Linked DNA regions of Homo sapiens: all the other regions are linked to region 3. Evidence: chromatin loops called from intact Hi-C (ENCODE). Cell type or tissue: PC-3. All regions are shown on one strand. Each heading gives the region's core, and the rest is flanking DNA. Links, peaks and the distances in the headings are about the cores only.

Region 1 (8,098 bases), core at 1,669-6,668, 480 kb after region 3:
ACTCCGGAGGCCGAGGCAGGAGAATGGCCTGAACCTGGGAGGCAGAGCTTGCAGTGAGCTGAGATCCCACCACTGCACTCCAGCCTGGGCAACAGAGCGAGATTCCATCTCAAAAAAAAAAAAAAAAAAAAAAAGAAAAGAAAAGGAAAAAGAAAATGTGGCACATATACACCATGGAATACTACTCAGCCATAAAAAAGGATGAGTTCATGTCCTTTGCAGGGACATGGATGAAGCTGGAAACCATCATTCTGAGCTAACTATCACAAGGACAGAAAACCAAACACTGCATGTTCTCACTCATAGGTGGGAATTGAACAATGAGATCACTTGGACACAGGGTGGGGAACATCACACACTGGAGCCTGTAGGAGGGTGGGGGGCTGGGGGAGGGATAGCATTAGGAGAAATACCTAATGTAAATGATGAGTCGATGGGTGCAGCAAACAAACATAGCATATGTATACCTATGTATCAAACCTGCATGTTGTGCACATGTACCCTAGAACTTAAAGTATAATTAAAAAAAAATAAATAAAGTAGCAAAAAAAAATGGAATAGTGTGCATGTGCCATGGTATACAAGAAGACCAGCTGCTTCCACATCCTGGAAATGTCATTTTCTCAGTGCCTGGGAGTAATCAGGCCCTGAGAGACTGGGACAAGTTGTCTGAAAAGCACAAGAGACCAAAATAGGTACCAGAATGCAAATGTATTAATTTACTAGGAGAAATAAAACAGCAATACCCCTGTGGACATAATCAGCATATTCCCTCTCCTGTAATGAAGCTACATAGGAAGCTAAGCCATATTCAGAAGTCATTTCCATGATTTGCTAGAAATGTTTGAAGTTCAGGTGGTCAACCCAGGCTCTCCCTGGTTGATCTACATTGGAATTAGATGGTTCCTTCATGAGTATGAGAGAAACAGATAAATCAAATGTTTAGTGAATGTCCTGTTACTTTTGTGACCATATTAAGAGGAAGTACTCAAAATCAATGCCTAACTCTCCTATATTTATCTTTGCATTGGAAATGGTATTGCAAGGCCAGGCACAGTTGTCTCAGGTCTATAATTCCAGCATTTTGGGAGGCTGAGGTGGGAGAATCACTTGAGGCCTGGAGTTCAAGACCTGCCTGAGCAAAATAGTGAGACCATGATTCTACAAAAGAAAGAAAGAAAAAATAAATGGTTTTGCAACTGGAACCAGGAATAGGTCAAATTTAGGTGGCATAGTTTCCTTTTGCTTGGACAGTGGACACTACTGGTGTTTGCCTTTGTGACTTTTCTTTTTTTGAGACAGGATCTTGCTCTGTGGTCCAGGCTGGAGTACATTCATGTTCTTAGCTCAGGCATGTTCTTAGCTCACTGTGGCCTCAACCTCCTAGACTCAAGCAACCCTCCCATCTCAGCCTCCTGAGTAGCTGGGACTATAGACATGTGCCACTACAACTGGTTAATTAAAAAAAAAAATTGGTAGAGACTGTGCAGGCAGCGGGGGGCCTCACTAAAATTCCTCACTCAAGCTCAAGGGATCCCCCCACCTCAGCCTCCTGAACCACTGGGATTACAAGCACAAGTCACTGTGCCCAGCCCCAACTGTGACTTTTCTCATCCCAAGGGCTGATCCAAAGAGTATTGCTTGCCTTTCAGGAGATTTTCACCTGTTGGGGGGAAAAAATCTCCCTAGATTAGTAGACTTTCTGGGAAGTACTATCTTTGTTCTGAAGATATGCTATGTGTATTTTTTGGAGACAAAACATCTTTCTTTTAGGACATGACAGCAGTAGTAGACTGTTAGATCTTTTTCATGCCAGTCTTGGGTAAATTGAAAAGTTGGCAGCACTTCATCACATTCTACAATTTTTTTTCTAACTTGGTCATAAAATTCAAAGTCCTGGAACTACTGTTCTGTCCTGCCACAGTTGAACAACGACTTGTTTTGATTGATACATTCTTAAAATGTGATAATAACTTCAAACTGGTTTCATTAAAATTTTCTGGGCCTTTGGCCGGGCGTGGTGGCTCACGCCTGTAATCCCAGCACTCTGGGAGGCCGAGGCGGGCAGATCTCGAAGTCAGGAGATCGAGACCATCCTGGCTAACACGGTGAAACCCCGTCTCTACTAAAAATACAAAAAATTAGCCAGGCGTAGTGGCAGGCGCCTGTAGTCCCATTTACACGGGAGGCTGAGGCAGGAGAATGGCATGAACGCGGGAGGCGGAGCTTGCCGTGAGCCGAGATCACGCCACTGCACTCCAGCCTGGGAGACAGAGCGAGACTCTGTCTCAAAAAAAAAATTTCTGGGCCTTCGAGCTATCCTTCATGTGATTCCTTTTAGTTAGTTTTATAACTAAAAATTTAGGGGCATTTTGTTTTATCACATTCGCAAGTTATCAATGCATATCACTATAGCTCTCAATTATTCACAACATCCTATGGATTCACTTTCTAAGAGCACAGGAATCATGTCATAGTAATAATAACAATGATCTCTACCATTTATTGAGCATACTGTATATGCTAGGCACTATGTAAGTCCTTTACGTGGAGCAATTCAGGTCAACCTTTCAGCAACCCTTTGAAGCAATTATAATTATTCTTTGCATTTGAAGAGAAAACAATTAGGAAATGAAGAGGTTGTTAACTTGTCCAAGATTACACAGCTATAAATAGGACTAGAACTCAAAAAAAGGCATCTGATTCCAAAGGCCATGCTCATAACCACTATATATTCTGTCTTTCAAAAAATCAGGGGCTGCATCCCCATTGGGAATTTGAACTCTGGTTTTCCATGAGAAAACAAAACTAGTGAGGCCTTGCAGGGCTTTTTTTTTTTTTTAATATTTAATACATAAAAAATATTCAGTGCTAAACCTAATCTATACCATCCATATACAAAAAACTTTCATTGTGTAGGGTAGAATAATGAAAATATTTCTCAATAAATTTTTTTTTTTACTCTTTCTATTTGTAAACTTTTTGTCCCTAAAGAGATTCCTAACTACAGCTTTATCAAGAACAGTATACTTTAAAAAAGAAGTGGCCAGATGCAGTGGCTCACGTCTGTAATCCCAACAGTTTGGGAGGCCGGGGAGGGCAGATCGCTTGAGCACAGGAGTTCGAGACCAGCCTGGGCAACAAGGTGAAACCCCATCTCCACTAAAAATACTCAGGAAGCTGAGCTGGGAGGATCACTTGAGCCTGGGAGGCAGAAGTTGCAGTGCGCTGAGATTGTACCACTGCACTCCATCTTGGGCGACAGAGACACTGTCCCTCCCCCCAGAAGAAAAGAAGTCTATTCTTTCTTGCAGGTCCTTTTTTTGTTTTGTTTTGCTTTGCTTTGCTTTGTTTTTCCAACACACTTTCTGATTTTAACCTACTCAGCCAATGTGACAGAGATAATACCAGCCCTTGTCTCTCTATTCCATTTTCTGGGATATGGTCTTGGGTTCTGTTTAAGGAAGGTCCTGTCTCTGATTTGCATGTCTTTCTGCCATACTGAATCCTTCAAACCTTCCTTGGTCTTCCTGCACTGATCTCTCCTGAGTGTACCCTATGTAACTTGTCCTAATGGGGGTCTTTTGGGAAGTCTACAACATATGCCAATTTTCCGCATATTATTAGCCTCGGCTTTAGTGCTTTGGATCTCCCAACCATATTATGTAATGCTTGATGTATTAGGGATTCCCATTCTGAACTCTAAGAAAAATAATCAAACCAAAAATTACATTCAAGACTTTCTCCAGTGGTTTCCGTATATTAACTGATATGTCAAGGGCCCCCAAAACCATCCCCAGATTTGGTTATTTGCTAGAAGGACTCAGGAGTCAGCATATGGTCACACTCATGGCTATGATTTATTATAGCAAAAGGGTACAAAGAAAAATCAGCAAAGGCAAAAGCACATGGAGCAAAGTCTAGAGGAAACCAAGCTCAAGCTTTTGATAATTCTTTCCAAATGAAGTCACAGAAGACACGCCTAACTCCTTAGTAATGAGTCATGATGACATGTGGGAAGTGTTTTCTACCAGAGAAGCTCATTATACACTCTGCACCCAGGGTTTTACTGGTGGTTAAATCACATAGGCATCCTCTGCCTACCACCAAATTCCAGACTCCCAGAAATAAAGCAGGTATTCATCATAAACTCACATTGTTTGTATAGTTTAGGTATAGTAAGCCACTTTTATCAGTTAGCATAGTAGAAACCTTTCCCAAATTCAAGTTCGCAGATGTCAGCCAAGGGCAAACCTGGTAAGGAGCCAGGCCTGCCATGTTAACTGTTTTTTGTTTTTTTAAATATCTAAGGAAATACAAATAGAGGAGCTCTGGTAGAACAGATCTAAGGCAAATCTCTTGAGGGAGAGCCAAGGGTCTGAGGCTGGAGTCACCAGACATAACTGTCAAGTCCAAAGGTCTGCAGCTTGACAGTGAATGGGAAAGAAAGCTAAAATGGGAAACCGAGCAGGAAGTTGATTGAAGTACAGCCCACTGAATGCTTTGGTCAGAATTGATTCTTCCCAAATGCTGCTAGGTGCCCAAAGTTACCCTTCCAGGTGCATAGGTGAATCAAGCAACCTAAAGATACAGAGTCAAGATTGGCAAACACTCTCCAGATGCCACCCCACCCCCACCCACCCACCATGACATGGCAGATTCCTCAGGGAAGAAAGGCTATGACTGGTCACTGAGGTGAGTGTTTGTATTAGAAGGCCAGTGTTCTGAGTTTTCCATTTGTTTTTCCATTTGCTTTTTCCATTTGTTTCCAGCCAAAGTCTAATAGCTCTACAGTGTCTGACATGACCCATTCTTTCAATGATGCATTTGTGGCAGATGCTGAATTATGTGTATAGTACCCCACAACATATAGCCAACTATTCTTGAAGAAAAAGAAAAGCCCCGCCTCACTTTAAACCAGGCTGCAGTGTCCCATGCTCCTTGGGAAGAATGAGAGGCTATGTCAGGAATACTGTGGCCTGCACACAGTGACCTTAGGGCGTCATTATCCACTCACTTCCTCTGCAGCCAGTAGTAACAGGCCCTGAGAGGCTCATCAGAGAGTTAGATCTCTAAGGAGGCTAAAGCCTTGGGCATCTCTCTCAGGAAATAAAACAGTTTTTCCAAGCCCAATTCAGATGTTTGAATACTGGCTATAAATATTAGTTTCCTAGCAATTGATTAACAACATTTTTCATGACTCTCTGAACTAATAGACTTATTTGGTCCCTGGATCTTGCCTCTCACACACCTCTGGTGCTGAAAGTCCTGGACTGAAATGGATGTGGTATGTTGATCTCCAGGCAAACTGGAGAAATTCAATTCTGAATGCCTTGCTTGTAGAGAGCACCTCCTCAGACCCAATATCTATTCATAGATTTTGGATTTTACAGCCTCTGGCCACACATTCACTAGTCTAACTCTCCCACTGACTATTCTCTGAAGCAGCACTATGCAAAAGAAACATAATTTGAGCCATTTAAATTTTCTAGTAGCCACATTTCAAAAGAGGATAGAGAAATAAGTGAAATTAATTTTAATAATATATTTTATTTAACCTGATACTAAAAATAGTATTTCTTCATATAATCAATATTTAAAAATGATTAACAATATATTTTACACTTTTTTAGACTAAATCTTTTAATTCCAGGTTCTATTTTATGCTTGGAGTACATCTCAATTCGTACCAGCTACCTTTCAAGTGCTCAGTAGCCACCTGTGGCCAGTGGCTACCGTACGGGACTTTGAAGTTCTAGGGAAAGGCCAGGGGGTCACTCAGAATCCAGCAGTCAGGAAGTCTGTGACCCTGTAATGCACCCTACACATTAGCATTCAATGCCATTGTCCTAAGAAAATACCTGCAGATGTGCCCTGCTACATGCTTAGTATTTTCACACAGACTGATGCCAGATGAGTTTAATTACTAGGGTAGAAGAGCAGCTCCTCACCATAAAGTTCACCTTCAACTCCTAAAGACCCCGCCTCAAAAAGATCTATTGCCAGGCATGGTGGCTCACGCCTGTAATCCCAGCACTTAAGGAGGCCGAGGCAGGTGGATCGCCTGAGGCCAGGAGTTCAAGACCAGCTTGAGCAACACGGTGAGACCCCATTTCTATTTAAAAACAAAAATACAAAAATTAGCTGAATGTGGTGGCACAGGCCTGTAATCCCAGCTACTGGGGGTCGGAGGTGCGGGATGCTGAGGTGGGAGGATCGCTTGAGTCCAGGAGGTCAAGGCTGCAGTGAGCCATGATTTCACCACTGTACTCCAACCTGGGTGACAGAGCAAGACCCTGTCTCAAAAATAGAAAAAAAGACTTAGCACTCCTATTAAGTTCAGAATGAAGCCCTTAGCAGATATGTGCCACTATAAATTAAGGCCAGAGGCTTAATTCTTCCACTGGTTAATTTTAGGTTTTAAGGTGCTTTGAGACCAAGAAGTCAGAAAATTATCCCCATTCCAGATCTTTCATTCAAAAACCTCTGCTATATAGTCCTACAACCTCAAAAGAACTGGCAAAACTCATACAGTGCCACCAAACAAAATTTCTGTATCTGTCCAATCTTACAGGGCTCTGAGCATACCCTGAGAGTCAGCCATGTGAACTAGGAGTAAGGAAGGCCTCCCATGCAAATACAGCCAGTTACATGTCCCAGCAGACAAGGCCTAGGTCCAGGTCTTTCTGCTGTGCCAGGATGCAATCTGAGAGGGCCACTGGGGCCCTTTCAAGGAAACTAATTTGACTCATTAGGGACTCTAATGGTCCCGTGTGTAACATAACTTCTTTCATTAGTCAGGCAAGTGCAAATGGTACTCCTGGCCAAAAAATAAATGGGTGATTCCCAAAATGCTATTATTCTTTTTTCTGCCCCCTAAGCCTGCTAGGGTACAATGTCATCCAATTTAATCATAAACTTTCCTGTTTATCTGGGTTCATCTCAGGGAAGATGGGGCTATTAATGAAGATAGTTTTATTTATCACTTGTGCCTGACTACACTTGACACTGGACACTCAACCATCACCTGCAAAATGTGATAGAACAGTATAGACCACTGAGTAGATTCCTATCATACATGTAGAACCCTTTAGAGGACCTACACTTGTGACTCGCCTTGTAAGACATCACTTCCAGGTCCGAATGTACTTCCTGTTACCCCTAAACTCATGGCTAAGAATTCATCAACCACGTGCTAGAATACTTCAAATTTAGGGCATCTTCTTAATAGGGTAATTGCCCTTAATAGGCCAAACTTCACACTATGAAATTTTAAAAAATAACTTCATTCAGCCAATATTTAAAATACATACTACAATTATGTGTTTCAATCTGTCTACATTATTTGGGCTGCTGTAACAAAACATCAGCCGACAACAGAGGAATGAATAAAGAAATCATGGAGGCTGGGCGCAGTGCCTCATGCCTGTAATCCCAGCATTTTGGGAGGCCGAGGTGGGCGGATCATCTGAGGTCAGGAATTCAAGACCAGCCTGGCCAACATGGTAAAACCCCATCTCTACTAAAATTACAAAAATTAGCCAGGCGTGGTGGTAGGCGCTTGTAATCTCAGCTACTTGGGAGGCTGACGTGGGAGAATTGCTTGACCCCAGGAGGCAGAGGTTGCAGTGAGCCAAGATCGCATCACTGCACTCCAGCCTGAGCGACAGAGCAATACTGTCTCAAAAAAAAAAAAAAAAAGAAAGTGTGGTATATTTGTATATATACAAAAACATATATAAATATTTACATATATGTGTAAAAATACAAATATATTTACATATCTATGTACCACAATGTGTGTGTGTGTGTGTGTGTGTAAAATGGATATTTATTCCACCTTAAAAAGGGAGATCTTGGTCAGGCACAATGGCTAACACCTGTGATCCCAGTGCTTTGGGAGGCCAAGATGAGAGAATCATTTGAGGCCAGGAATTCAAGATAACAGTGAGCCATGATCATGCCACTGCACTCCAGCCTGGGTAACAGAACAAGACCCTGTCTTTTTAAAAAACAAAAAACAAAAAAACAAAGGCAGGTGCAGTGGTTCATGCCTGTAATTCTAGCACTTTGGGAGGCCCAGGCAGGTGGATCACCT
Region 2 (8,098 bases), core at 1,669-6,668, 900 kb after region 3:
AAATCAGTTTAATGATTGAACCTACCTCATCGGACTATAGTGAAGATTGGATAAGATTGCCTGTATAGCTCTTATAGTGCCTAACATACCTTATGAACTCAATGAACATTAACTGCCATTATCATCATCATCACCTTCTTCATCATGAACAACAAATCTCTCTGCTTAACGAAGATGCTAATATCCAGTCAAACTGCAATCTTAATACTGGGTTTCCCCAGTTTCTTCAATAACTGCCTAACTTGCCCATTCATCTTATTTTTCATAACTTTAAACATTATTAAATCAAAGCATAAGACTCTAGTATAAATTCTAGGCCAATTACATGCCAAAAGGAAATTATTTTAGTGTTACAGTGCATTCTTAGCATTATCCTATTCTATCTACATGAAAAGTAAAAACTCACTCTGTTTAAAATATCTCCTTTGAGCATCACAATATCCTCCAACACAGGTACTAGTACTCCCACATAATAGAGAAGAAAAGTGAGGCGGCTTCACTGCCTAATCTACCCAAGGCCATAGGCTAGTAATTAGTGGAACCTGAATCAAAGCCAGCTTACCCGACTTTTAACCACACCTCCTCATTCTCTGTCTTCCTCTTTTCCTATTCAAGCTCTTATTTTTTTTTCTATTCCACAGACTTTTTTTTAGTTGTTTTTTTTTTTTTTTTTTTTGAGACGGAGTCTCGCTCTGTCACCCAGGCCGGACTGCGGACTGCAGTGGCGCGATCTCGGCTCACTGCAAGCTCCGCTTCCCGGGTTCACGCCATTCTCCTGCCTCAGCCTCCCGAGTAGCTGGGACTACAGGCGCCCGCCACCGCGCCCGGCTAATTTTTTGTATTTTTAGTAGAGACGGGGTTTCACCTTGTTAGCCAGGATGGTCTCAATCTCCTGACCTCATGATCCACCCGCCTCGGCCTCCCAAAGTGCTGGGATTACAGGCGTGAGCCACCGCGCCCGGCCTTTTTTTTAGTTTTTTAACTTAAAAGTTAATTAAAATTATTACTATTTTTTCTAATTATATCAGGGGAAATAATGTTATTCATATTTTTACATACTTTTGAGAGATGCACTTTCTTCTGTCAACCTGAACTTCAATTTTTTATTATGTCTCAACTAGAAGTCCATATTTTCATGAATATTTAATGTTTCCTCCTAACAGTCATGTTATTTTTCACGACTATTTAAAACCACAGTTGTTAAACTAGGTATTTATGAGGCATTTTCCCTTGCTCCCAATATGCTACCATAACAATTTTCACCACTAAGAACATTCTTAAAATAGTTTAGATTTTTTTTTATTTAGGTATTTCCCATTAAATCCACTTTTTGAGAAAAGAGAATACAGTTTTACTTTCTTTTATGCTCTTAAAATCAACTTAATACTAACCTGAATAAACAAAGTCCTGAATGAAGATTTCAATGTAAGTTAAATATACATATATATTATATATATATAACATATATATATATACACACACACAGACACACACATATATATGCACATGCAGAGAGAGAGAGAGAGAGATCAAAGGAAAATCTGTTTAATGTAAACTTTATTACTTTGGGGTTTTAAAATTCAGAAATACACTTCAACATTCATATTGCTGTTAGAATAGTCGGTGTGTGTATGGCCCAACTGGAAAATATTCTCTTGTTTTAAATGATGATGGGTCCTTGAATCCTGTGTAATGGAACTTAAAAGACTCACACCTTCTACCTTAGCATGTCAATAGGTCAAAACCTTGTAAAATCAACTTGGCAATAACATTTCATGCAGTCCAAGTATGTTACCGTAGCAGAAAATTTGCTACGATGGCTTAATTACACAAGTACATGGCAACATTCAACTTCTAGTGAGAAAAGGTTTAGATTTGGGGAAACTTTTCAATATTTTCTCTTTCCTCTCATTGAGGGTATATTTGGGTTATTACATATGACTTCACATATATATGTAAACACAATGTTGTATTTGTGTATATATGTAGACACTGTAATTACATATATAAAGGGCACTCAATGGGTAGGAGTCAATGTTTAAACTATCAACTTCTAATTAGTTTCAATTTTTTTTTTAACCTGACAGCAATAATCTAAACTCTAACATCCCATTTCAGGGACAAAAGGCAAAAAAAAAAAAAAAAAAAAAAAAAAAAAAAAAAAACAACTAATGTCAAAGTAGAGGAAGAAGGAAATAAAAAGATCTCATTTTTAGAAATGACAGCTCCTTATTTTGGCTTCTATTTAGTTAAAATACACGGTTGGACTGAGCTTTGATGTTATATTGCCTGTTCAGAAAGGGATAAGCAATATTAAAAGTATATAAAAAATTAAAATAGGGAAGAAAAGGAAAAGAAACTGCTTAAACTACTTCATAGAACTGCTTTTAGAAATTTCTGGCTGGATGCGGTGGCTCACACTTATAATCCCAGCACTTTGGGAGGCTGAGGCAGGCAGAGTGCTTGAGCCCAGGAGTTCAAGTCCAGCCTGGGCAACATAGTGAAATCCCATCTCTACAAAAATACAAAAAGAAAAAAAACCAAAAAAATTAGCTGAGTGTAGTGACTTGTGCCTGCAGTCCCAGCCACTCAGGAGGCTGAGGTGGGAGGATCACCTGGGCCTGGGAAGATCGAGGCTGCAGTGAGCCGTAATTACACAACTGCACTCCAGCCTGGGCAGTAGAGTGAGGCCCTGTTTCGAAAAAAAAAAGAAAGAAAGAAAAGAAAAAAAGGAAATTTTTATCTAGAAATTTCCATTCATAGACAAATAATCAAAACATTATTTCATGTAACTTAAATATCTTTCCTAAAACATATCCCTGAAAGGGTTTCTACAAAGTGTTCTAGTTGCCATGTGCACTGGAAGAACACAGAAGGGCACAATCTTTTTAAAAGCATTTTAAAATTTTGATGTTTTAATACTTCAGTGTGACTTATCACCCCTTACTTCCCACCATTAATTAGCATCTGTGAATTTGGTGTTTGATATGGTTTGGCTGTATCCCCACCCAAATCTCATACTGAATTGTAGCTCCATAATTCCCACATGTTGTGGGAGGGACCAGGTGGGAGATAACTGAATCCTGGGGGCGGTTTCCCCCATACTGTTCTCGTGGCAGTAAGTCTTGCGAGATCTGATGGTTTTATAAGGGGTTTCCCTCACTCGACGCATTCTCTCTTGTCTGCTGCCATGTAAGACATGCCTTCTGCCTTCCACCATGATTGTGAGGCCTCCCCAGCTACACGGAACTGTGAGTCCATTGAAACTCTTTCTTTATAAATTACCCAGTCTTGGGATGTCTTTATCAGCAGCGTTATCAGCAGCGTGAAAACAGACTACTACAATGTTGCAGACAAAAAAATTACTGATTGGATAACTTCAAACTTATCTGAAAAACTTGATTCTTCATCAATTACCACTTACATATGTTCCTTTCAATTTACTAAAAATTTCTCCTGGTATATGACCATTTCACATTGCTAAAATCCAGTCAGCTCTCTCAGGCGGCGCGTTCACTGGGTTGTTTTGCCCATTCAGGGGGAAATGAAGAGAGTGCCACAGTGATAGTTCACTTCTCACCGAGCTTTGGGCAAACCCAAAAGACAGGTGCCTGCCTGCAGATGCTTGTCCACTGTCTCTTTTCAAATGCTGTAGCGCCCCCCTGTGGCAATGCCTGCAAACAAGCCAATAACAAGAATGCCTTTTAGAATGAGCTGCAGACAAAAGTAAGGGTGTGGGTGGGCAGGAGCCAGGGAGGGAAGAATGCATTCAGTGCTCAGGACAACTTGACCCTCCCTCTTCAGTATTCCATATATTCATTCGCAAAGCTTGGAACTTAGATTCTTGTGTGGCCAAAGCAAGAGACAGACATTAACTATGAAAGCACATAAATAAAATTATTTCAGACAGTGATAAATGTCCCCACCACTCAGAGGTTCAAAATAGGGTAAGGCTATGAGACATGGTAATATGCATAAATCAGCAATGTAACCCTCTGAAGTAGAAGTCAACATTCGATCTGCTCGGAGGCAACAGACATTTGTATTTCTTTTTCGGATCAAGAGAGGATCTAAAAGTAAATCGTTGTCTGCCTCCCCGATATCCCTTCTTCCCTTTTCCCATCAATACAGATCCCTAATGTTCACTCAGAACAGAGGCTACATTGCCAGCCTGAAGGTCCCACGGCTGGCAAGGAACAAGACAGAAACCAAAGGGCTGACTCGCCAAACATCAGCAGTCTCCTTTCCAGCCCCGGCACCGAGTCTCCAGGGCTGCTCGCTTCTGCCTATCCGCTCCGTAGCACGAAAAGCCTGGAGAGGCTTGGCCTGGCCTGGGTTTCTGTTCTGACACATCAGCTAACTTTTTTGCGACCCTATACACATTAATAACTTCTGTCTCCAAACTGTCATCTGCTGAAAAGCAGCCATTTATCTTACAGGAATGCCATGGGGGAAGAAGGAACCCAGTAGGCACCCAGCACTTGAAATTTTCTGGCAGAAGGAACATGGGCAAGCAGACCCGAAGCTTCTCCTTCCAGGCAAGAACACCTGCTTCACCTCCACTTATTCATGTTTTGCTTATGGTGCTTTTTAAAAATTATTATTTTTTATTTTTTTTGCCAGCTCAGCCCCACCCTGTGGCCAGAGGGGACCAAGGGCCGAGCTGCGCCTGCTCATGATGTTTTAACAATGCCCTCTTTCCTCCACTGCCCTCAATCGTCCTACCAAAGCTCCCTTAGTAAGACGACAAGGAGGAAACACACAGAAATACATGTGGAGTCCCAACAAGAAAGAAGCTCCATCCAGAAAAACTGGCACCCCAGAGAAGGGCACAGTCTCTATGCTTTGGCTTACCTGATACCCACATGTACCCCAAGGGTGTGCCATCTCCGAATCTGAGAAGCTCCCACAGCACCAAAGCCAAACCACTTTCAAGGCTCCACGCAACCTCTCCCATCTTATTCCCACAAGTCTTCAGTTTCATCCCAGTCCCTCTCTTCATTCTCCATCAAGAGCACCACAATCATTCTACATATTTGTTCACTCTGTTGGGCCTCCTAGGCAAGCCCTGTATTAGTCCATTTTTATACTGCTATGAAGAACTGCCCAAGACTGGGTTATTTATAAAGGAAAGAGGTTTAATTGTCTCACAGTTCAGCATTATCGGGGAGGCCTCAGGAAACTTACGATCATGGCGGATGGTGAAGGGGAAGCAAAACATGATCTTCACAAGCAGGGAGGAAGGAGAAGTGCCAAGTGAAGGGGGAGGAGCCCCTTACAAAGCCATCAGATCTTGTGAGAACTAACTCACTATCATGAGAACAGCATGGGGGAAACCACCCCCATGATTCAATTACCTACAGCTGGTCTCTCCTTTGACACGTGGGGATTATGGGGAGTATAATTCAAGATGAGATTTGGGTGGGTACACAAACCCTAACCATATCAAGTCCCTACCTCAAGGAGTTCTCTGGCTTTCTGCTCATCTTCAGTCCACCTGTCCTTCTAGCAGAGCCTCTGCTGCCTTCCAACAGGTAATCATGGTCCCCTCCGCTGAACGTCAAATCCCTGTGAGATCCTAAGAGGGCATCAGTCAGCTTAGGCTGCCATAACAGAATACCACAGCCAGAGTGGCCTGAACAACAGAAGCAATTCTGGAGGGCAGAAGTCCCAGATCAAGGCACCATCAGGACTGTTCTGCTGAGGCCTTGCTTCCTGGCTCATAGGCTGGCCCTCTTGCTGTGTCCTCACACGGCTGAGACGGAGAGCTCTGGTGCTCCTCCTCTTCTTATACTAGCACTAGCCTTTACTGGGCCCCAACCGTATGACTCATTTAACCTTCATCATCCCCTCAAAGGCTCCATCTCCAAATATCCTGGGGGTTAGGGCTTCAACATATGAAATTTGGGGGGGGCACAAACATTCCATAGCATCAAGGATGGCGTGAGACAGAAGACACTAAAAGGGAGAGGGATAAGCAGAACTGAGAGGGAGGCCACTGAAGAGAGAAGTGGGAGGCAGGGCCTCTGTCCGCTCTTGGAGTTGGAGAAAACAAGAATGAAGGGAACAAGAGGGCCAGTGGTTAGGGTTGTCCGAGAAGTTCTGTGGTGAGGAAAAAACTATGAGTAAAAGGCAACACTTTTGGTTATAAAGCACAATAAGCTATGACAAGAAGCAGTCCTTTGCTGTTAATTCTCTGAAGGTTAACTTGACTGGACCATATATGTCGGAAATGACCTTTCCCTTGTCATAAAAATAACTGAAACCCTTACAGACATAATGAAAATCTTACTATCCACTATTGAGCAAGGAAAAACATCTATAATCAAATTAAATATTTTGTCTTTTAAGTGCATTAGCAAAATGATTTACATAAGAACTACACTTTTCACATAATCATTCATGCATGTTGATAGACGATTCAAGGAAAAATTCATAAAACAGAACTGCAGCTCAAATCTGTTCTGAACAATTTATCTTCTTACTACAAGATGGCCAATAAGAGACTATTTTTTAACTTTTTCATTTGCAATTTTTTTTTTAATTCTCAAATTGCATCTATATCTCAAATAAAGTAATGGGAACATTCTAGCTCTGGGGTGTGGAAAAGCAGCCATGGCCGTGGGAAGCTGACTGCAAATGAAACACTGGCTTACACTGCCCTCTGCTGGTATACTGACCACATTTCAAGTTCCTTCGTTTTTACAAAGTTGCCAAAAGACGTTCAGTATTTTGAAACAGCAAATTCAAGCCTAATTACTAAGAACAGGTTGTGGAAAATATTACCAAGTGGCTTAAATGCCATCTGCACCACATCAGGCACACATTCCTAATGAAAAGGGCACATGTGTAGAAAGAAATGGTGCCAAATCACACCTGCTAACCTAATATAAAGGGTTTTTAACTAACTCTTTAAAATATGCATTAAGTTAACAATAATGCCTTTAAATCACCCCCCACCCCCACTTTCCCACCCAACCTCTGCCACACTAACCAACTTTTCAGAAAACAAATATTGCAAAAAATGAAATCTTGGCTCCCACCACTGCATTTGGGCCTCTGCTTAAATCAGCTCAGCAATAAATAACTGCATGTTACCACAGTTTACAAAATTCATTTTCTAAGTACAGACTTTTTTTTTAAATTTAGATGCTGCTAATTTGCCAGAATGTTGCTGGAAAACATGCCATTTGTTTAAACACATACAACATCAGCCTCCATTAAAATGATTACAGCATCAATTCAAAAGTCTGAAGCATTTATTAGGTGTCTCTAATTCCACAGAGCCTTTTACTAAGCCCTGTATAAATTAGTTAAGCCAAATTCCTGCCTCAGAGCTTGTTTCCTAAAATAGATGAAGTCACACACATTGATACAATAGAACAACACAGGTACATTAACTTAAGTGAATGGACCTACATTGTGTTCTGAAGCAAGAAATGGGAGAGCTGAAGGAGCTGGATATATAAAGGGTGGGGCAAGAAGAAATCACAGCTGTCTACGAATCAGTCAGCAAGTCCTTTGGGAGGAGGTGGGATTTCAGGTAGCTGAATGAAGGGGAAGGTTCGGGGAGCTAAAAAGAAAGGTGGCAGCCACAGGCCTGCTAGAGTCTGGGAGGTCATTTTGCATGTAGAAATGGGAGGGTGACAGGAAAGAGGTAAATCTTGGAAATGCCATGACTCCCAGCAGCCACACAGCAATCTGCTTTAACCAAACCCAGAACACTATGCACTTCTGCACAGGGGTGCCCAGCTCCAGGCTACTCATTAAATTCTCAAACCATTCCATAACGTAGTTATTATTATTAAATCTCATGATGAAACTGAAGCACACAAAACGGAACATTTTGTCTCTAGACCCCAGAAACCTTAAGCTTGCTACTATGGACTGAATGTCTGTGTCCCCTTAAATTCCTATGTTGAATCTGTAATCCGCAATGTGATGATATTTGGAGTGAAGCCTTTGGGAGATGATCAGGTCATGAGGGTCTCTGGATGGGATTAGTGCCCTCATAAGAAGAGAAACCAGAGAGTTTTTCTTCTCCCTCTCCCTCTCTCCCTGACATATGTGGACGTAGCGAGAAGACAGCTATCCACAA
Region 3 (8,098 bases), core at 1,766-6,765:
GCGGAGCGTGGCAGAGGCGCGGGGCGCAGCGCAGCCCGAGGCTGCCTCCCGCCCGGGCGGACGGCGCGGCCGCTGGGGTGCACAGCGTAGCCCCGCGTGCCCGGCTCGCTCTCCGTTCCCTCGGATAGCTCCCACCGCTCGGCTCCGGGCTCAGAAAGCGGAAGTATTTGGTAGAGAAAAACACGGTTTCTTTTCAGCTCGTCTCAAAATCCCTTTTAGAGAAAATGCTCCTGTCAAGTTTTATTTCCCGTTGCAAACCACCTTCCACGCTGCCAAGAATTAAGACCGGGAGAGATTAAATACCCGATTATTCTCCTGGGGAGGGCGGGGCGGGGCCGGGAAGTGGGCACCCACACCAAACATTCCTTGAAGTAGGCTTGTCCTGATCCAGCCGCGCCCGGGGAGCCCCACGAAGGCCCGCGCGGCCTGCGGTGACGTCAGCCTGCAGTTGCGGGGCCACTCACCCGCACAGACACGGCCCTTGCTGTTCCGCGCCGGGACCTCCGCCAGCCGTCCTGCCGCAGCCCCGACTGGCCCGCGTGCCGTCAGAGGGAGGCCCGCTTTACACCGGCCTGAGCCTCCATTTTGAGTAGGGGGTTCTTGTAGAAGCGTGGAGGGTTTGGGGCCGCGCCTCTGTCCCCGAGGGGCGCGACATCAGGTAGCTCTCCGAGTTCACACCCCAGTACCTGGGGGAGGACCTATGTCGCCGCATAACCGCCCGCAGAGGTTTGGAAATCTCTGAGACCCGTTGTAATTATTTCTGCCCAGTGGATCCGGCTCTTCAGCGTCACGAGAGCCGGGCAGAAATGAAATCAACTGTGGCAAGGCCTTGGCTGCTTTCACGGAGGAGTTTTTCTGCGCCAGTGTCTTTTTCCTTCCCTTTAAAATAAAATTAAAAATAGCAAGCACTTCTCAGGCATTCATCAGAGATAGATAGATGCACGAGGATTGAGTGGGCATTTTCATAAAGAATGAGGCCGGCTGTTATAGACCGGCGGCCTAGCAGATGAAAACTTAATTAGCGTGCCTGTCCTAAAACCTAGGCATAAATCTCCCTCTGCCTTTTGGATAACGCTATATCTTTGCTTATGAGAAATGGGATGTGAGCAACTCGCTGCACATTTCTCTGATTCTCCAGGTCTTGGTCGGCTGACACGCATTCGATCAAGTTTAAAGGAATGCGCATAAATCAGCAAGCCCCTAGCGTCTCCTTGGGAGAGGTCCGCAAATCCAGGAGGGCGCCTCTGAACCCACCGGGTCTGGGGATTAGCAGTCCAGGGCAACCTCCGTCTCTGCTCCTGAACTCGGGAATTCACAGAGGAAGCAAGACACTGCATCTTCACCAAGGCCTCCAAACACATGCAGCAGAGTGCAATCTGCACTTACATGTATTACAAAGTGAAATCTGTGTCAACTCTCCGCACACAAATGTTGCATCTGCAGCTGAATTTCACTGCCTAGTGGTGAATTTTTAAGAAAAGATTTCAACTAGGTTGTTTTAATTTTTTTCTTCCCTTTTCTGTTAATTTTTTTTAAAAACCCACAACTTGAATAACTTGAATGGGTGGCTTCAGCTCTGCATCAGTCACAAATAGGAGTGAAATGCATAGCGACATTTAACAATCATCCACTTAAAATAAGTAAATAAATATGATAGTACTGAGAGCAGATAGAAAAAGTAGCGTTTTTTTTTAAAGTCCCATTTTTATTTTCTTAATTCAGGAAGAGTTTTCTTTTTAGAAAAAAATACTTTAATCAGGCTTTCAACAACATTATCCATGGGTCAGTGGCTGATACTATTATTCCTATTTTTCAGGAGGTGGCTGGTCTCTCCTTGATTTTTGTTTTTGTTTTTGTTTTTGTTTTAAGGTTTTAGACTGATTGCTATTTGGGCATTAAAGGAGCCATAATAAATAATCCATGCCCACTTTAGGTTATCTGGTAGATCCACAGAAATTTTAAATAGGAGGAGAGTTAGGTAAGATCGACACTATCAATGACCATTTTAGAACTGGGGGGAAAAAATCCCCACAACAACCCTGAAATGTCTTCTGTCATTACAGTTTCAAAAACTAGAGAGAGAAAAAAAGAAGGCTACTACTTTACCCAGGGTTCCTGTAGTGGTGATGGCTTTCGAAAGGGGCGGGATCCCGGCTGGAGAGCTGCTGTTGGCCTCCTTCCTAGGCTCGAGGCTCAGAATATTTCTTACATCTAAAGAAAAATATCCCCTGTCAACAGAAGAGTCCCTTTTGGAGCTGTTCTTAAACACACAGTTTGATCCAGCTTTGAGGGGATTTTCCACCACTTTAAACATTTTGGGAGAAAGTTGTTACTTTGGCTTGATGGCAGCTCATTTGGAAATGGAGTACTGTTTGGAACAAGAGGTGGAGAGGTGGGTCTGAAGCAACATTATCATTTGTTTCCACAAGTGGAGTGAAAATCCTCAGGGCAGCAAAATATAATTGAATTTCTCGAGACCTTTCGATATGTATGTTTCAACACCAGCCTGTTTTTGAGACAGCTTTAGAGACTCTTTCGTAATTCTCATCTATAAAGAAGTTGTGAGTCCTCAGGAGAGGTTGGAGAGGTTTCCGGCAGCCACTTTTGTAACCAATCAATATTATTTTCCATAAAATGATGAATCTGGTTCTTCCATTCACTATTACTTTCCTCTAACGTAAAGATAAAATTAGCCTGCATCTCACAATTCTGCATCCCACGGCTACTGATTCCACCAACATTTTAATACATATGCGCATAGCATAGATTTGACAAAAACACATTATCCTATGTGTATATTAAATATACAAACATACATATGTATTCTTTATGACTCTGAATACAGCACCTGATTGTTGTTAGAGGTCAACAGTAGATATAATATTATTATTATAGTTTTGATGGAAGTTGTTAATATTAAACATATTTATTTATCCTACAAATCAAATGGCAGATTCACAAGCATCAATATAAGATTGCACACCACCCTGGAGCAGTACTCAGCTCTGAGTTATCCAGGATAACTCTCGTTCTGTATCCAATCCTGTGGTCATTTTGTAGATATGAAATATTAAGTCCTCTTTACTGACCTCTCAAGAGGTGGGTTTCTTAGACTTTCTGAAACATAACTCTAGAACTCTAGACTTAGCAAGGCATCTGAATCTTAATTTGCTGTAAAGACTCCTCAATAGCTCTAATTACAGTGTGAGACCACCCTGGAGGGTGAGGACCAGGAAGGAATGGTGATTTAAGAACACATCTTAGACTGTAACAAAAATGTACAGCTTTAAAGCAGATCTGCAGAAATCTGATGCAGAGCAAGCCACTGTGAAGACAAATCAAATTTGGCCATTAGAGAAAAGGAACAAGGCTTCATCTTGTAAAGTACATTTTGTACCTCAATTCTAGAAATCACCTTAAATTACAATATCTTGCGTCATTAGCAATTAATGATATGATATCTGTACAGATTCTACAAATATATATACAAGCACACACAAGCACTAATATGCAAATGTATACATGTGTACACATATTATATATATTTACATATATACAGGGACATGTATAATTTACATATATTCAAATTTGCTCCAGCTGGAGCCAAATAATTGAGTACTGAATCTCTAAAGTCAAGGAGGTAAGAGCTCTTGATTCCCTTGGTTGAAGAATTACAAGGAGGCTTGTCAACGCGAGGTGGCGCCCTTGATCTACTAATCCAGCTAAGGCCAATTCATGAGCTGTCAAAAGTCAAGGTCACAAATTGTCTTTTTTTTCGTCAAGGTCAAGGTTTAAGGCCTTTCGTAGTCCTGTCATTTCAACAAATATCAAAACCTGCCCTCTCAGACACATGCAGACCCAACAGCAGATTTTAAAATACGACAGCCTAGGCATTGCTGCTACAAAACAACTGGTTTTCATTTTCCACAGGGAGCCTGGGAATTCATACTATCTCTTCCTCCTTTCTTTTCTCTCCCTTTTGTAATACCTGACACTTTAATCTCCTTGAAGCACTTATCATTTTTTAGGATTTTAGTTATGAGGGATTTCTCCCTTTTCTTAAAAATTTGGTAGCAAAAGAAGTACTGAATAATAATAAAGAATGGTCCTTGGTTTATATAAGATAAACCTGCTCCTTTTCTTTCTGTGCAGTGCACATTTAGCATAGGAAAGTAAAGAGTATTTTCTGCAGATTTTAATGGCAGTGACTATTTTATTAACAATTAATATTACGATATCACTATCTACAGGTCTAAGGGTTTTTTTTTTTCATTTTTAGTAGAAATATTTAAAAAGCAGGTGCACAAATACATTTTCACAGTGTGCTGAATGTCTTTATTTACAAGATATCATTCTATAGTGAATATGAACAAAACGAATGTGCTGGTTGAAATAACTGCTTGATTAAAAATGTGCTGTGAAGATGAATCACTAATCTTTCTAATGCACTCTGATAACACAATAAACATGGAAAAATACTAATCCCTTAATAGATCAAAATATAGAATATAGACACCTAAATATTTCAGGGGAATGAATTTTCATTCTGAGTTTTCTAAAAAAGAAAAAAGAAAAATGATTTCTCCAGCAAATGTTTAGCAAATATTGGGAAATGCCAATTCAAATGAAAAAACGAATTGTGTTCAAACCAAAGTCCATCATGTTGGGATGGAAACTCTCGGGAGATCTCACATAAAGTGAATTCTGTGGATCATCTGATGATGTAAACATTTTCAAAAAGATACAAAATCCTTTGGAAAATAACGGATATTGGAGCAGTAAATATAGTTCAAATGCCACAAAATATGCTTGTTATAAGCAATTAAAAATTATTCTTAAAAAGACATTACCGACCCGGGTTCTCTTGTAGCCTGAAAGGTTCAGCTGGTTGGTTTTACTATACTACCAAGACAAATGATCCTCAGAAGAGTTTTCTCTCCCTTTCTCCCTTCACAGCAAATATTCCAAGATCATTATTTCAGTACCTTCTCGTTTCCCCTCTAAATCTATACATAAAATGTTTTGCAGAACGTACAACAACGGTAGGAATTTCACTAAGATTTACCTGAGCAGACGCTTAACATGCAAAGGGAATGGCGACCTAAGAAGGACAAGCAGATGTTTACAATGGCCTCTTGCGTTTGTAACCAACTTCCAGATTATTACCATCTAACGCAGTGTCCTAAAATGTAACGATCACTTAAATACTTACAAGATTTCAGTAACTGCGTAACTTATCTGAAATTGCGTATTTTGGGGGTTGACGTTTGACATTTAACGGGCTGGGCTGATGGGGTTGGCGGAAGAACTGGCAGTCTTTACCTTTCTTAAAGTTTTAAAACAGTTGTAGATTCCATTAAAGAGAAAGAGATCTCCTTCGGGAGAGGAAAATGCCAGTCTCTGTCTCTTTCTCTTTCCCATTCTTCAATTATTATTAAGCATTATTATCATTATCTGGGCAAAGCAACGAGTTCTGAAGCGTTTCTTCAAGTTGCCTTCTTGCTCTATTTTTAATCCATTAACTAGTGGTTTTCAGTTTGTTGATGACTTTTTTCTCTTTAACCCTCCTGTTCTGGAACCAGATTGTGACCTGCCGCTCAGAGAGATTCGTCGTGGCTGATATCCGCCTCCGTTTGTCCTTAGTAATGAATTTATTCGTGGCGTATTCCCGTTCAAGTTCTTTTAATTGCACCTTGGTATAAGGCACGCGCTTCTTTCTCCCCCTCCTATAGGAGCTGGCATCCGAGGGATGGGAGACCACGTCTAGAAGACAAGGGAGAAGGCAAGTTACACAGGGATCGGACCCCAGCCAGGGCATAGGCGACAGCTCGATCTGAGCCACCCGCCTTGCAGCGCCCGGCTGCTCTTTGCCACCCGCTGTACAATCCTGTCTTCTGCTAAAGCCTAGAGGGTCAGTGGGGAAGGTAGTTAGTTCTGAACTGAAATGAAATCACCCAGGGCTCCAGTGACTTCCCCAACCCGGCCATCCTGCAGGAGCAGCGCGTAGGCAGCCTCGAGTGATAGCCTGGTCCAACGGCCCACACCTTAGCGCCAGGCTCAAGGTACAACACTTCTGTGCCTGCCTCCTTTCTGGGTGCCCGTCCCAATACTCGAAGCTTCTACACTGAAGCCATTTTTGAGAGAATGAATAGGGAGGGGCAATTTGGGGAGCTGTTTTCTGGTCAATTTCTCATCCTTAAATTGGTGTCAGGGGCTGGGGAGGGCGGGGCGCAGAGGGAGAGGGAAGCTAGCCGAGGTCTCCACAAGCCACCCCTCACCCAGGGAGAGCCAGGGACCAGCTCAACTCGAGGCAGTGCAGGCAGACCCAGCCAGCCATGCTCGGGCTCCCAGGGGTGCAGAGCCGCTAGGGCAGACCAGGAAGAGAACAGAAACGCACCCGGGATCGCCCGGGTGCGAGCGGAGAAGAAGCTGGAGCAGAGCCGGAAGACCAGGGCTGGGAATAGGTCGTCATTTACCGGGCAGAGTGGACTTCCAGAGGTGGGGAGGCTGCGCCTGCTCTTTGGGGCAGTACATTTGGCCGTTCCAGCCGTTGGGCAGCGCCCAGGGCTGGTAGCTTTCCATGGGAAGACCCAAGGGTTCGTGGCGCGACTCGCCGGGGCCCCCGAGGCCCGGCACCACTGGCATATCCAGGTAGCCAGGCATGGGCTGATGGTGGTGGTAAGGCCCGGCTGCGTAGCCCTGGTGGTAGAAGGCGAACTCCTTAGCGCGGGAGCTGAACTCCTCGGCAGCTGGGCCGGCGGTATCCATGTACTTGTCCGCGAAGGCGGCGGCGGCGGCGGCCGAGGCGGGCTGCGCGCACGACTTGATGGCGTTGGGGTGCGGGCCCATGCGGGCGCACGGGTAGTAGCCGCTGCCGAAGTAGCCATAGGGCAGCGCCGCGGGCCCCGACGAGCTCTGCGCCGCTGCCGAGCAGGGGCTGCATTGCTTGGCGGCCTCTGCGCCCGCCGGGCCCGCCGGGCCGGGACCTCCCGAGGACGACGCGGCGGCGGCGGCGGCGGCTGCAGCGGCAGCCGCGGCAGCAGCGGCGGCAGCCGACGGGGGCGCCTCCCCGGGGGCGCTGCTGTAGGCGGACGCGGCTCCTGGCGCCAAGGGCGCCGGGTGCGCCATCAGGTTGCGGCACTGGTTGGCCGCGGCCGCCGCCGCAGCCGCGGCCGCCGCCGCCACCGAGAAGTTGCCCCCTGCCGCCGCAGCCGCCGGGTGGGGGAAGCCCCCGCCCCCGGCCCCGGCAGCCGCCGCCGCTGCAGCCGCTGCTGCAGCCGCCGCCGCCCCTTCCATGTTCTTGTTGAGCTCGTCGGCCACCAGGCCGCCGCCGTTGTCGTAGAGAAACATGACGGTGGGCTCGATCCAGCGGGGGTGGAGGAGCACGGAGGCTGTCATAGCCCGAGCCGCATGGAGAAGACCCCAGTGGCGCTGTTTTAAAAAGCCCCCAAGAAGTGAAGAGCGCGCGGCGCGGGGCCGGGGCCCGAGCGAGGGGGGCGGATCGCGCCCCGCGGGGTCGCGCCAGGCGGCCGCCCATTGGCCCGGCCCCCCCGCTCCGCCCACGGCGTATGCAAAGCGGGCGGCTCCGACTCCAGCTCTGCACGGTGCACCCGTCGTCCCCGCCGCGGCCCGCGCCGTCCCCAGCGCCAGCCGCGCGGCCGCGCACCATTCACCCGGGGGAGAGGCGGAGGAACGTGCGGGTGGGGCAGGGAAGGAAGGCGGCCCCATCTCCGCCCCCCTTCCCTTCCTTTATCCCAGTGGGGCCCAGACCCGCGCAACCAGGCGGGGAGGGGAGGTGGGCGCGCGATTGGGTTGCGATCTGGAGCAGTGGGGACAGGTCAGGTAATTCTGCCGGCGGTCAGGGATGGGAGAGTGGGGAGGACGGGACCAGCCTAGCTCAGAATGGGTGTTTCTTGGAGCCTCTGGGACTGTTTTCTTTCCAGGAACCGGCGCGTATTTCTGCAGTGAGACCACAGGACGGACATCGGCGCCTTCGGCTTCGATGGAGTTGCGATTTTGCTCTTTCCAGGGAAACAGTGGCAGGGTGTTTGCTGCTTATCGGTTCCTGCGGATATGCCTGGGTCCCAGGACATTCCAC

Evidence for each region. A loop is a pair of places that touch in the nucleus more often than their neighbours do. Peaks named below come from ENCODE experiments on the same cell type or tissue, not always from the same donor. Only the 100,000 strongest peaks of a DNase experiment are listed, where the experiment ranks them.
Region 1: it touches region 3 in a loop (12-fold over the local background); 15 of 110 quality-filtered maps call a loop at or near these places.
Region 2: a loop joins it to region 3, with 9 times the contacts of the local background. A loop is called at or near these places in 63 of 110 quality-filtered maps.

What each region holds. Positions count from the first base shown.
Region 1 is chr7:27,674,125-27,682,222 of GRCh38, forward strand. The region is part of intron 2 of LOC105375211 (a long non-coding RNA gene); the gene reads left to right. Among named protein-coding and RNA genes, the nearest start is that of HIBADH, 15 kb to the left of the region's middle. RefSeq lists an enhancer at 3,476-4,675. In PC-3, for the core only: no CTCF peak of the experiment used is centred there; a DNase peak (open chromatin) is centred at 4,027; H3K4me3 peaks cover 434 bases; H3K27ac peaks cover 3,092 bases.
Region 2 is chr7:28,090,162-28,098,259 of GRCh38, forward strand. All of the region lies in intron 1 of JAZF1 (JAZF zinc finger 1), which reads right to left. Among named protein-coding and RNA genes, the nearest start is that of JAZF1-AS1, 86 kb to the right of the region's middle. In PC-3, for the core only: CTCF peaks have their summits at 3,654 (motif pointing left) and 3,857; DNase peaks (open chromatin) are centred at 3,650 and 6,650.
Region 3 is chr7:27,192,680-27,200,777 of GRCh38, forward strand. It overlaps HOXA13 (homeobox A13), which reads right to left and starts at 7,412. Exons shown (of 2, transcript NM_000522.5): 1 at 6,477-7,412; 2 at 1,685-5,763. The coding sequence starts at 7,398. The coding sequence ends at 5,519. HOTTIP (HOXA distal transcript antisense RNA) reads left to right here and starts at 7,742. Exons shown (of 3, transcript NR_037843.3): 1 at 7,742-7,842; 2 at 7,944-8,098. RefSeq lists enhancers at 1-8, 9-566. In PC-3, for the core only: CTCF peaks have their summits at 3,698 (motif pointing right) and 3,900; DNase peaks (open chromatin) are centred at 3,712 and 5,192; H3K4me3 peaks cover 5,000 bases; H3K27ac peaks cover 4,577 bases.